Regions from separate parts of the Homo sapiens genome. Here region 1 is linked to region 2. Evidence: chromatin contacts called from ENCODE Hi-C or POLR2A ChIA-PET data. All regions are on one chromosome and are shown on one strand. The core of a region is the stretch at or near the end of the contact, and the rest is flanking DNA. Distances in the headings are between cores, read along the strand shown. Region 1 overlaps SLC9A9 (solute carrier family 9 member A9). Region 2 has its middle 44 kb from the start of CHST2.

Region 1 (7,028 bases), core at 4,501-7,000, 660 kb before region 2:
CAACTCTGCTGGTTAATATCACTGACCAAGTTTATGAATATAAATACAAAAGAGAAATAAGTCAGCACAACATCAATCCTCATCAAGGAAATGCTATACTTGAAAAGGTAAGGATCCTGTCTGGTATTATATATTTGTTTTACAGTATAAATAATTGTATCATATTTGAGCCTTTATACTTTTTATATAATGCATTCACACACACATATATGCCTATTTTAACACCACTCTTTTGGAGACGTTAATTGACTAAGGAGTCAAACCCTGAGTTATACCCTTATTACAAGCTGAGTTGCCTGTATTTTTTTTTCCTAGAAGTTAGGAAAGAAAGGTTTTCTTTTTTGTTTTTCTGCAAGCCACAGTTATATTTGGTTAAAAGAAAAAAACATTTATCAACTCTGCCTTTCCTGATACTTGATTCAAGTTTTCACACATGTGCTTTCAGCACCGTTGTATATAATGCCAGCTGAAAGTGCAGTTCAAATCTTTCTTAAGCCAAAGGGAAAATGGAGTAGAATAAAAACATTTTCACTTGCAAACCTGGAAACCTAGGATGACTGGCTTTTGGCTACCAACACAAAACACTGGCCACTTGGCTATGTATAAATACACTGACATGCAGTCAGTGTCAAGAAATCGTGACTATCAGTTTGGTTAAGGAATTTAGGTAGAAAAAAATTGTGAAATGAGTCATCTTTTAAAAATAGTTTCATAATTGCAGATTTGTGAACGGCTTCAGTTACTGGAAGGAAAACTTTCTTCTGCTTTCAGGAATCTGGGTCAGAAATCAGGTTAGGTTATCTTTTGTGGTGCCTTGTAAACCCTGGATCAGTCTTTGGAATAAATGAATTCCTGTTTAACAAGTGTGTACTAAGAACCAGGATCTCACATCACTTATTTGAGATTTTTTTTCAGGTCAGAGCTGAGAATTTTCTGACACTGTGGAAGTCCATTGTTTCACTTTTATCCCATATGTACTTAGTTTTTATGTTAAAACACACCTTTTTTTTTCCATTTTAAGAGGTTTGGAACAGAAGGGGAGGTACTTGGTCTGCCATTTTTCCTCAGTCAAGATGACTAATTTATAATAATTGTTTTCATATTATCTTCCACTAGCACATTTTTAGATTAACTTCCTCCTAGCACTTGGTAAGGGCTCAGGAAAGTCAAACTAATTATAATATTAGCCTAAATCAGACTTGGGAAAGTAAACTGAAGCACAAAAAAAGCAAATTAGATAATGTATTTCTGAAATAAAGAGGAGCAACTTCTAGATCTGCCACTGCTTTTGGATTATCTGTTTTGGATTATCTCTTCCATGTGTTTCTTTTTGTTTATATGATAATAATAAATTATCTCTTTTAAAATAAATATTTTTTAAACTTGTTAGCAACATAGGATTTAAATTAAAATACATTCTTGAGTTTTACCTTTGGTTAGTACCTGGACATGAATTATTTCTCTCTTCACTCTCCTACACATTTTTATCTGCATTTCTATACAGCACTATTTCTTCAAACAGGTTGACACCTCTCCTCCCACCAAATGCTGATAATTATCCTTGTTGCTGTAGCAATTATATTCTTGAACAGGATTGCCAATAAATGCCTGACCAGAAATTTTGTTATTGAATTATTCACATATTTATTCCTTCATCAGCATCCAGAGCCAAATGTTTGCTTTTGAAAAATTAGGGCAAGAGATGGAGAAAACGTCTAAGTTGCTGGAGCCCTCTTGGTGTTTTCAGTGAGTGGATTATGAGCTCTGCAAGTTCGGTACATAAAATGTTTACTTGACCTTGAGTGGCTCAAGTAGTTTCTAGATGAACTTGTCAATCATGGCATCTGGAGATGGGAACAGGTGACTCAGCAACCTGACTAAGTCCTCCTCTCATTGCTGGTATAGAAAGGGGCATCTACTAGCATACTTACTGTATTACATGGCTTTAAGGGGAAAAGATTTTGTTTATAAATACCTGGAGTATGTCACTATACATATTTGTTGCTTATGTGGCAATCCTGGGGGACACTAGTTAATCTGCAAAACTGAACAACCTGTAGCCTGTCTTCCTTACTGAGAATTCTCCTTTGGGAGGCTTATAAGGAGGTAACATTGAGTAATGTTTAAACAAAGTTAGGATTAGATAGATCTTCCATCCCCCTTCTTTGAGTTTCTTAAGCTTCCTAATCCCTAACTTTCTTATTTGTGAAGTGAGGAGCTTAAAACCTATTCTGCAGGATTGTTTTAATGTTCAAATGAGATGATGTGTATAAAGTGCCTGGCTAACATGGGGCCTTCACATTGTACCATTGTTACTACCACCACTACTACTACTAGTACTATTGCCACTGCACTACCACTGCCAATGTCATTGCCACTTCCACTACTTCCAAAAATAACGCTACCATTGCTACTATTAGATAATGTTTGAATGCTTAATATATGCCAGGAATTAATAAAATGTGTATTTCTTTTATTAATTTATTTAACACTCATTTGGGGAGATAAGACCAACGTATAATGGATACTTGTATATAATTCAGTCCTAAATTGTATCATATGAATTATGAGGACTGTGAAACTTTACAGACTAGTTGTCATAGGTACTTGAGCTGGTTACATAAGCTTCTTGGGGAGATGGCACTTGAGAAGGGCTTTGGGTAGGCAGTAGGGATTGAACTCAGAATGGCCATCAGGGCAGGGTGGACTGGAAGGTGAGACTGCAGTAAGTGAGTATCCAGGTAAGAATTGAAGAGGGCTTCATGAAAAACCTGGATGCTTTGGATCAACAGAGCCTGCCTGATTTGTAGGAACAGTGTGAAGAGAAGAGTCTAAGTTTCCAGGATTTTAAGCCCGGATAAAAGAATATGAAGTTTGTAGGGTAAAAGTTTGGGGAGGAAAGAAGACTTGAGGAAGGGGTGGGTGCAAATGCCCTGGATCTGCATATACGTATCACCTAATTTAGAGCAAGAAAGAGACCCGACCTCATTAAATTGAACCTCATCATTTCATAGATGGGCAAAACAAGAAATTAAGCACTAAAATCAATTTAAGTCAGTGGTTCCCAAACTCTCTGCACTTTGGAATCATTGGGAAGCTTCAAAACATACTGATGACTGTGTGACTGTGTTCTGCCTCTGGGTTTGTGATTTGACTGATTTAGGGAGTATCAAGGGTTTTGGAATTTTTAGAAGATCACCAAGGTGACGCTAATGGGCAAATGAGTTAGGGATTTTAGTCCTACTTCGAGTTCAGGTGAAATGGTGAGGAGAGAGATGCTGCGTTTGTTCTTCTTTACTTCACATCCACTGCTGCAGATCTACCAGCCCCTTATTTTGTTCACTCAACACAACAAGAACTTTTTTCTTCAGGACCTCTGTACCTGTCATTCCTTTCACCTAAAATGGCCTCACGTCTACCCTTTGAATATCAGCCTCCTTCACATTACTAGAGTTTTGGCTTGAAGTACCATCTTTTCAGAGAGGGCTTACCCATTTTCTCACACTGTATCCTCCCTCCCTTCTCTTCTCTCTCTCTCTCTCTGTGTGTGTGTGTGTGTGTTGGGGTAGGTATGTGCTTGTTTCTTTCTCTCTTATTTCATAGTACTTGACATCATCTGAAATTATACATGTATTTGCTTGCTTTTTGTTTATTAGCATTCTTACATTGCTTATTGTCCATTAGACTGTAAACTTCACAAAGGCAGGGACCATACCTTTTTTACTGACCAATGTATCCCCAAAGCCTATCCTGGTGCCCCATGCCTAATAGCTGCTAAACAATGAATGAATGAATAAATAATTGATGAGTCTGAGATCTTGGCAGAGCACATATGGCTAGAGAAACATACAGTATTTAGAAATTATCATTCTTGGAGTTGGTAGAATTGTAGTGTCCTGGATGCTTAATGTTTGTAGACACCTGAGACATTCTTTAATCTTAGCTGTGCATATATGGATAATACATTAATGTCCAGAGAAAATACATGGTGAGTTCAGGGTCCCACTACTGGTTAGAGAAGAGATAGAACTTGGACTATAGCACTTAATTCTGAGACCTGAGTAAATTATTATACCCCACACTACTGGACAGGCTCTCTGAGAGGCCACATGGACAGAGAAGGGCAGGGCACCTGGGGCTAAGACCTAGAGCGTTTCACAGTTAGACAGGCAGAAGGAGATGACCAGTGCTAGAAAGAGTGCAGGGAGGTCAGAGTTGAGGAAGAAGTCCGGCTCAGCAGAGTCACAGAAGCCATTAGTGTGGCCCCACTGGGTCCTTTTCCTTTGTGATATATTTTAAAGGGAGTATTTTGCCTTTGTTTCTAAAAGTTACATGATTTGAAAATGGGTTTTACTCTTAGAAAAATATAGTTTAGTGTCTTGGATGAAATTTCTGACTTCAGGATTTGGAGAGGCTGGAATGAATTCTTGTGCTATGTAATGGCCTCTTAGAAGATTTTATAAGAGCACGTGTATTTCTGGGATGGTTAGGCATTGACGTGCTTAGAGACAGAACTGGTTTGATGGCTCTGTGAGTTCCTTCCAATAAGAAGGTATAAAACTGGAAAATATGAGAGCTGTTGGCATTTATATAAACAGCAATGTACTGTGATTTTATGCCATGTTTAAACATATAAAAATTTCAGGAAACACCATATGCCAAACTTGTTTTGTTCATGCTCAACACAGATAAAAGTGTAGAAAAGAAAAAAAATATTTTCACTTAAAGATTGGTGAAAACAGTATTCTTCTATATGTTATGAGCAGACGATGAACTCAAAACAACCTTCTAAGAGGATAAAACAAGACCATGTTGCTCTGTATCTGTTCAGCCAATGTTTCCACCACCATTTGTCAAATTGTTCTGTGTATACAAGATACCTGCAACTGGTTGTAACCCTTTAGGGCCTACATCCTATTACATGATAGCTTTGCAAACATAAGTTTGTTATGTAATATTTAGGAATACCAAAATGTCTACCAAATATTTCTGCATTTTATGTCAATAGGAAGTTCAAAACCTGTTTTGAAGAGAAGATGATAAAATAACTTTCTGTTTCATACTTTCATTCATTTATTCTTTCAACACAAATGAACTGAGTCCTATCAATTTCAATTCTGAAACAAGATGTGGTCCCAAGGAGTTTAGTAGTAAATCAGAGAAAAACATAGCATATGAATAAATGAATGAGTAACACTAAAGGCACGTATCAAAAAAGTGGGACAAGAACCACAGGCGTCCAGAACAGGACAGTATGGTCTCTTATTAAGGGTAATAGGAAAGATTTCTAAGAAGGGCAGTTGATTGACTCTGATGATAGGGGTATGTGTGGTGTTGGGGGGACAGAGGGGAGGAATTCCATGCAGAAGGAAAAGCATGATATGGATGTGGGAAAAGGGGTAGACAATATTCCAGGAAAGAAAAAGCATTTCCAATTTGTTGAAGTGTGGAAGACCAGTGAAACCTAGAGCTGAAAATGAAGGCAGACCTTGATTTGGAAGCCCCTGAATGCCAGGCTGAGTAATGCCCTCTCTATTTGTAGTCAGAGGAACAGTGTAATGTTGACAAAAGCAAAAGGATAGTGTGCCTGCTGTGTACAGGGTAGAGAGTGAAAGCAAAGAGACAGATGAAGCCTAGACTTGGATGGTAACCAAGAGGTAGATGCAAGAAAAACGAGGAAGGAAGGCTGTGAAGGGCTTGGCCCAACTAGTCAGAAGAAGAGGAAAAACAGCTTCCTCTGCTACCCTGGTCATGTGGGTTCACAGAAGGGTGGTGAGGCAAAAATGTGGAAGTTAAAAGTTAGAAGAAGGAGTTGATTTGTAGGAGAAAATCACAAATCACAAATATGGTGGTTTTTTTTTTTTTTCAAGACAGAGTCTTGCTCTGTCGCCCAGGCTGCAGTACAGTGGTACGATTCCAGCTCACTGCAACCTCTGCCTCCTAGGTTCAAGCAATTCTCATGCCCTAGCCTCCCAAGTAGCTGGGACTACAGGTATGTGCCACCACGCCCAGCTACTTTTCGTATTCTTAGTAGAGATGGAGTTTCACCATGTTGTCCAGGCTGGTCTCAAACTCCTGACCTCCAGTGATCTGCCTGCCTCAGCCTCCCAAAATGCTGGGATTATAGGTGTGAGCCACAGTGCCTGGTCACAAATGTGGTTTTAAACTGATGAATGAATGAATCAATCTATTTCATCATTAATTTATTCATCATTGATTTAGCATGTTAGGTGTTTATAATACTCAGTTGGAAGGGTCAGTGGGCCATTTGGCTGGAAAAGTCTTGCAGATACAGTAGATTATCAAAAAGTTGTCAGTACAGTTAAATTTACACTTCCTATCACTCATAGATAAGTTGACTGTAATGCAAAAAGTCAAAGGAAACTACCCAGCGAAAATTTTGCCAAGTCTTCACTTCCTGTGTGACAAGTAGACACTATCGCTTGGTAAAGGAAGTTACTTTGAAGTGAGTTACACTGCTGAGCAATCTGTCCTTTCTATTCTTTCAATAAAGAGAATTGCCAAGCTGCAAATAGGTCATCAGAGCTCGTTTCAATTGTGTTGATAATACTACATATTTTAGAGCTACTTTAAGGAAGCCCTTATAGAAACAACTAACCATAAGACTTTTAAAAGTAATTTTGTTTTTGAAGAATTAAATAATTAATTTTTTGTAGCTTTAAATAAATAAATCAAAGTCCTTTTTTTTTTCTCACCATCCAACTTTTCCTAATGGTGATTTTGATTTTTCATCATTCAGAGTTTTAATTCTCATATATTTATTTGTAAACTACATTTGCATTTCTAGTCTTTTCCTTTACTTGAGCTTCAATAAGGCCAGGGGCAAACCTCTTCCTGTAACAGGAATCGCTTGAGCAGAGAGAGTCATTGGGCCATGAGATAAATATGTACAGTTAACACTAGGACACTCTTGGGGAGGATAAACAAAGGACTGAAAAGAAATTTTTTAAGAAACTTTTCTAGGCACACTGAGAGAAAGCAAGCTTCATGATGATAAATCAGCATTG
Region 2 (6,832 bases), core at 703-3,202:
ACTTTTTAAACTTTTTTGTTAAAAACTAAGACAAACATACCCATGATCCTAGGCCTACAGAGGGTCAGGATCTTCCATATCACTGCCTTCCACCTCCACATCTTGTCCCACTGGAAGGTCTTCACGGGCAATAACACACATGGAGCTGTCATCTCCTGCGATAATAATGCCTTCTGGAATTCCTCATGAAGGACCAGCCTGAGGCTGTTTTACAGTTAACTTTTCTTTTATAAGTAAAACTACACTCTAAAACAATGATTACAAGTATAGAATAGTAAATACAGAAACCAGTAATATAGTTGTTGATTATCATTGTCAGGCATTATGTACTGGACATAATTGTATAGACTATACTTTTATAGGACTAGTAGTGCAGTAGGTTTGTTTACACCAGCATCACCGCAAACATGTGAGTAATGCATTGCACTGTGGCCCTAGGATGGCCACAACATCACTAGGCAATAGAATTTTTCAGCTCCATTATAATCTTATGAGAACCGTTACATATATGGTCCATCGTTGACAGAAATATTGTTTTGCAGTACATGACTGTATCTAAAACATTTAGAATCACAGGTCTATCAATCAGTCAATAAACATCTAGGAAGCACCCAATAGGTGCAAAGCCTTGTGAGACCCCCCCAGGTCTATGAGAAAGTACAAGCCAGTCGATCTCTAAGACTACGGAGATTGGACTCCTATCTAATGATACTACAGCTCACAGCATATCCTCTTTGGGAATGGATTTCAGAATATGGTGTGGATCCGGAGAAAAAGAAAGAAAGGAGGAAGCTCATTGCGAGGTAGAAGAGATAATAAATTTTTAGCAGAAAATGCTTGGAAGATAGTTAGAAATTAGGAACTATGAAGAATTCAGATTTTTTTTTCTTTTATTACTATACTTTAAGTTTTAGGGTACATGTGCACATTGTGCAGGTTAGTTACATATGTATACATGTGCCACGCTGGTGCGCTGCACCCACTAACTTGTCATCTAGCATTAGGTATATCTCCCAATGCTATCCCTCCCCCCTCCCCCCACCCCACAACAGTCCCCAGAGTGTGATGTTCCCCTTCCTGTGTCCATGTGATCTCAGATTTTTAAGAGAAGGCAGATCCACTGATATGACGACTTCTGAAACTGGGAAGTATGACTCATGAACAAGTCAGATTCTTCCATTCAACAGATTGAGCTGAGTGACTTCTAGGTCCTTGCTACTCAAAGCATGGGTCACAGACCAGCAGCAACAGCATTACCTGGGAACTTGTTAGAAATGCAGATTCTCAAGCCCCAGAAATAATGAATTAGAATCTGCATTTTAACAAGATCCCCAGGTGATTTACATGCATTATGAAGTTTTAGAAGTACTTGTCTCAGTGCCAAGCATTTACTATACACATGTTTACAAAAGGAGACAAGGAAATCTGCTTGAGGAGACCATTCTGAGCTGCTAGTAAGGAACTGGCCCAAATTTGTCCTTCTCTACAAATCTAGAGAATTTTCAAGTGCCTGCTGCCTCCCACCTGGCACCCAGTTCCTTCAGTGGGAGCCATTGATTGGTACAGCTGCCTTAGAATTCAAGAGAGCTCTTTTCTCAGCCACTGAAACAAGAAGAGCGATGTTGAATCAGAACTCATTTTGCCCACAGGACAGTGTTTATAATGTGCTGTTATGTGTTGACATTATTTACACTTCCAACTTAATTTATATAAAGTATTTATATTTCCAAAAAAGATCTGCAACAACTTATAACAAGAGATATATTCAATAAGGCCATTCAAATGCAAAACCAACAACAAAAAAATCAGAAGGACAGGAAAAAGAAGATGCAAAAAGGAAATGTTTCAAGCATCTTGGGTATTATGGTTATTTAGAGTTAGCAATAGACATAGCTCTGAGTTTGCTGGTAGCCAACGCAAAGCGAAAACAGGAGGAGTTATGAAACTCTCATTATGTGAAACATATTACTCAACGGAGGCAAGAAAAGAGATATTTTTGAAATGCCCTGATATCAGTGTCAACAGGAAGAAGTTCAGTATTTGGAGAAAGAAAGATTAAAGGAAAAATTCTGGCCCCAAAAATCTTCACACACACACACACACACACACACACACACACACGCGCGCACACACACGCGCGCACACACACACACACACACACTTACTTCGCATAGGTCTCCAGTAAATGTTTTGCATTTTTACTATAAATTCAACGCTGGTGCTCAAATTTAGAAAATATTTCTCTCTTGTCTTCTCCCTTACATACTTACAATTTAAAACCCTGGGATTTTCAAAGCACCGTCAAGTTTTACATCTTGTTTGGCCTTCACATCAGTCTTCTGAAATTACTTCCTCCATTGCACTATAAGGAAAGCAGGCCCAGAAAGGTTCTCTTACTGCCTAACATCCAGAAGTTAGTCTGGAATCCATTTCCCCCAAAACCCAGGCTTGATCCTCAGTGTCCTTAATACTACAAGCTGCCCTTTCTTGGAGGTCAAGATTTAATTCCATTGAACTCTCTGAAAATCTCATTTCCAGCTACCAAATGGCAGACTCTTAAGGGAAGTGACTCTTTAAGGCAAGCAGAAGATGGATCTATAATATATTGCAAGACCAGCAAGTGCCTACACTTAGGAAGCTCACTCTTAAAAGGGTCACTAGGAAAGGACTCTCTATCTAAAATGTGCCTCCATCTATGTGCTTGATAGTGCCAGTTAAAACCCTAAGAGGAGGTTTCAAAGTCTAAAATAACTCTGAGAAGGGGAAGGGAATAAGTATGTCTACCATAATCAAAGAAAAACAGCCAAGAAGAATGAAAAAGACCTCTGCTGGGATCGGCCATTCAGTGACAAGCTTGTCTCGCCAGAATATAACTCAAGGAAAGGTGTCAACATCAAAACTGAGATCTCAGAAAAACAGCATGAGGATGAACTGTGCAGTGAGGTAGCTAATCCACACAGCGGATGACAACAGAGGCTCAGAATACAAATAATGCTGTCTCTGCTGGAGGGAGAACCCCAGCACCATTCACTTCCAGAAGGAAACTCTTAGTGTGTCCCTGCCAGGAAAACTGAGCCAAACACAAAAAAACCTCCAGTTTCTTCTCTCCTTACACTAATCCACCACTCAGGCAAACAAACTGGAAACCTGGAGCTCTGAATAACAGATACCAGTTCAAGATGCTACTTTGGGATAAAGCGAATCTGCTCTGTGGTCTGTTTAGCAACTAATCACATTTCCTTTTTTTGTTGCTATGGCAAGGAAGCTCAGAGCCAAATCCGTTGCCTGCCTATAGCAAGGGTTCAGGACCAACTGATGTCTCTTTCTTTGTAGTTTTGGTTTTATATTTGTTTCCTATACTAATTTGTCTAAAGGCTGGCATATTTTTATAAGCCACATTAAACTGGCTTTGGAATGAGATAGGATAAAGATGATAGATAAACAGGAAGAAGGGAGGGAGAGAAGGAAGGAAGGAAGGAACATCCATATTATGTGCATGTATATCTAGATGAGAGAGAAAGATTTGATTCCTGAACAATTATCCAGAAAGACTGTCTGGGCAAAGTGCATCATTGGGGGTAAGAGAATGAGAACATCACAGCATCTGGCCAGAGTCCTGTGTGAGTCCCATAGGACCCTGACAGGCAAAAGAGATGGTTGACAGAGCCACTGGCTTAATGGGGTAGGAGGTCAAAACTAAAATGCCTAGTGTTGTTGTTCATGCCTGTATTACCCACAGCCACTATTAATGAGGAGGTACCATGTACTGTGTACTTTCCCACGCTGTCTTTTTTTATTTAGGAATAATTTACACACAATAAAATACACAGCACCATTTGTTGAAAAGACCATATTTTCTCCCATTGAACTAACTTGGCACCTCCATCAATCCATGCTTTCCTACTTAATCTTTACAGCAACCCTGTAGTGTCTTTCCCCTCTTTTAGATACTGAGAAACTGAAGCTCAGAAAGATGAAGTGACTTACAAATGTCACACAACTTCTAAAATGAGGCGTGTGATTCATACTCAAGTCTTACTGTATATCAAGGCCATCCTTTCAGACATTATACTCTATAGCCTTCAGCCTTCAAAGACCCAGGAGGACTTCCCTAACATATCTCATCTTCCTCTGTCTCATTTTTCTAAATTCCAGTTCCACTCGGACTTTGCATTTAGCTACGGTGATGGTGGTCATTATAGCGACTTGCATCATTTTCTAATTGATTCCTATGTCAACTCCCAAAACTTTTTCTCCCCTTTTCAACAATATTGTTTTGAAGTTAGCCAAGCCAGGTTTTAAATTTCTGTCTTCCCTATCACCAAGCACAGTGCTGGGTACACAGTAGGTGCTCAATAAATTCTTTTTCTGAATGGGAAAGTGAATGTTCATTTGAACAGTGAGTCTTGTGCCCCTCCTACCCTGTTCAAGGTACTTTAACTTTTAGGTTAAGTCTCACCAGATCCAGACTCAGTTCACCCAGAAATGAAGACAGTTGCTGCTCTCTCAGGCACAGATGCAGAAAAGGATTTCCAAAGACAAGAGGACAGTCCCTTCATTGCCCCAGTCCCCAAGTGTTCAGATGGGTTTATGCCCCCAGCTATTTGGATAGCCAGGTGATACTACAGATTAGCAGAAGAATGGTGGATTTTTGAAACCCAAGGGAATGAATTTCAAGAAGCTTTCAAACTGCCAAATAGTTCATAAGCAAAACTAAAGTTATATTTTGACAAATACAATGACTTTTCCCCCACAACACATTTCCTTTTCTTTCTTTTTTTTTCTTTTTCTTTTTTTTTTTTTTTTTTTTTTTTTTTTGAGATGGAGTTTCGCTCTGTCTTCCAGGCTGGAATGCAGTGGCGCGATCTCTACTCACTGCAACCTCCACCTCCCAGGTTCAAGCGATTCTCTGGCTTCAACCTCCCGAGTAGCTGGGACTACAGGCACATGCCACCACGCCCGACTAATATTTTGTATTTTTAGTAGAGATGGGTTTTCACCAACACAACATTTCCTAAAGCTCATAGACAGTTTACTATTTAGAGGCATTCAGGACAGAAGTCTAACACTGGACTTATTTTGAAAAATTGGCAGCATTTTAGTGGGAAAATTTCCCTATATAAAACTTGGAAAGTAAGGAAATGGACAATGAATGGTTAAGTAAAAGGAATGTTTGAAAATAATAGTTAAATCCCCTTCAGCCACAGTAAGGCAGCAAGAGAAGAAAAAAAAAGAATACCAGGATCAGAGTCAGAAGGCATGAGTTCAAGGCTCCACTCCACATTGCAGAGCTGTGCACTGGTCCCTTAAGCCATCCACACTCCAGGTTCCTCCTTCAAAAAGGGGTTGTTACCTAGAAGATGCACATCATGCCCTTCTTAGACAATTCCAACTACATGGGTTAAGCAATAAGAATAATAATTTTAACAATTAAAATGGTATAATCAAAGTACATAAGTACTTTGAGTCTCTGCTATATTTAACAATATATGGCTGGGTGCAGTGGCTCACGCCTGTAATCCCAACACTTTGGGAGGCCAAGGCAGGTGGATCACTCAAGGTCAGGAGATCAAGATCAGCCTGATCAATATGATGAAACCCCATCTCTACTAAAAATACAAAAATTAGCTGGGGGTGGTGGTGGGCACCTGTAATCCCAGCTACTTGAGAAGCTGAGGCAGGAGAATCATTTGAATCCAAGAGGTAGAGGTTGCAGTGAGCCAATATCACGCCACTGCACTCCAGCCTGGGTGACAAGAGCGAAACTCTGTCTCCAAAAAAAAAAATATATATATATATATATACATATACAATTATATATACATATGACCACACAGAGTTGTATACCCTAACCAAGGATGCTACATTTTAGAGATGATTTCAGTATTTTCCAAGGTAATTCTGGACATGTGCCATTTTCACCTTATATACTATATTTAGAATCTGGACCCTCACCTAAGCCACAGCTCTGCTCAGCCTGCTTCACACCTGTCTTATGAGGGTCAGTGGAGACAGTGTGTGTGAGCTGCTTTGTAAACTAAATTTGCCAGAAAACCATAGCTTTGTCATAAATATGAAATGTGTATGAACTACTGGACACACAGGAATTACAAAAGAAACTGAGGAGTGAATCATGAAGCACTGTCAGACAAGGCAGCTTCTAAGGAGTCCTGAAGATGTCGTTCTGAATAATTAAAAAGCAAATCTTCCCAGAAGATGTAAGGTTATAGAGCTGAGCTGTGGGCGGGGAGGTCCACACTGGAAGCTCAAAGAACCCCAGGAAATGCAGCTGAGAAGCAGAGCCCTTGGAGGACAGGAATGTCTGGGAGCCCGGAAAGCCACAGGCCTGGGGCCCACCGAGAGGGTAACACAGTGACTGAGAGGTTAAAGTAATTCTGCAAAACAGCTTGTCCCTTAGAGCAGTTTCCCTCCCAAGGACACCATCAGCAGGAAATCATGGGGCGGTCGTGAGAGACCGAAGTCCCCCGGGGAGAGGTTAGGTATCCTATAGAGAAACACAGGGGTGAGGACGGACAGCAGCATCCGGCGACTCAGAAGGAATTAAAAAGCCAAATGGCAGAGTGTGTGACATAGATATGAAATCCAGGTTCTATGAAGAGAAACCCTCCTGATTCCACAGCCAATGAGAAGGTGAGCTTCCAAATCCTGTTCGTGGGATCCGTGGGTGACCCCTAGTACCAGGACACAGTCAAGAATTTCTGTTTCCACAAGCAAAGTTAAGTGGAGAATTCAGCAAATCTGTTGGGAAACCAGGGACAAAGAACTCGGACTTTTTCAAAAAAGGGCTGTCTGTTGTTTCCTTCAGCTAAAT

The links. A loop is a pair of places that touch in the nucleus more often than their neighbours do. ChIA-PET counts read pairs that join two places held with the same protein, here RNA polymerase II (POLR2A). Pooled maps may share reads with other maps.
Region 1: a pooled map shows a loop between it and region 2 (2.6-fold over the local background). The contact joins two enhancer-like sites. A Hi-C loop is called at or near these places in 5 of 50 pooled maps. POLR2A ChIA-PET finds 5 or more read pairs at or near these places in 2 of 52 experiments (PC-9 and activated B cell).

The regions. Positions count from the first base shown.
Region 1 is chr3:143,825,098-143,832,125 of GRCh38, reverse strand. SLC9A9 (solute carrier family 9 member A9) reads left to right here. Exons shown (of 16, transcript NM_173653.4): 2 at 1-107. Among named protein-coding and RNA genes, the nearest start is that of SLC9A9, 20 kb to the left of the region's middle. Within about 2 kb of position 5,750, at least 5 of the 41 ENCODE cell types and tissues checked have a DNase peak (open chromatin) inside an H3K27ac peak, as active enhancers do.
Region 2 is chr3:143,160,156-143,166,987 of GRCh38, reverse strand. No RefSeq gene overlaps it. Among named protein-coding and RNA genes, the nearest start is that of CHST2, 44 kb to the right of the region's middle. Within about 2 kb of position 1,952, at least 4 of the 41 ENCODE cell types and tissues checked have a DNase peak (open chromatin) inside an H3K27ac peak, as active enhancers do.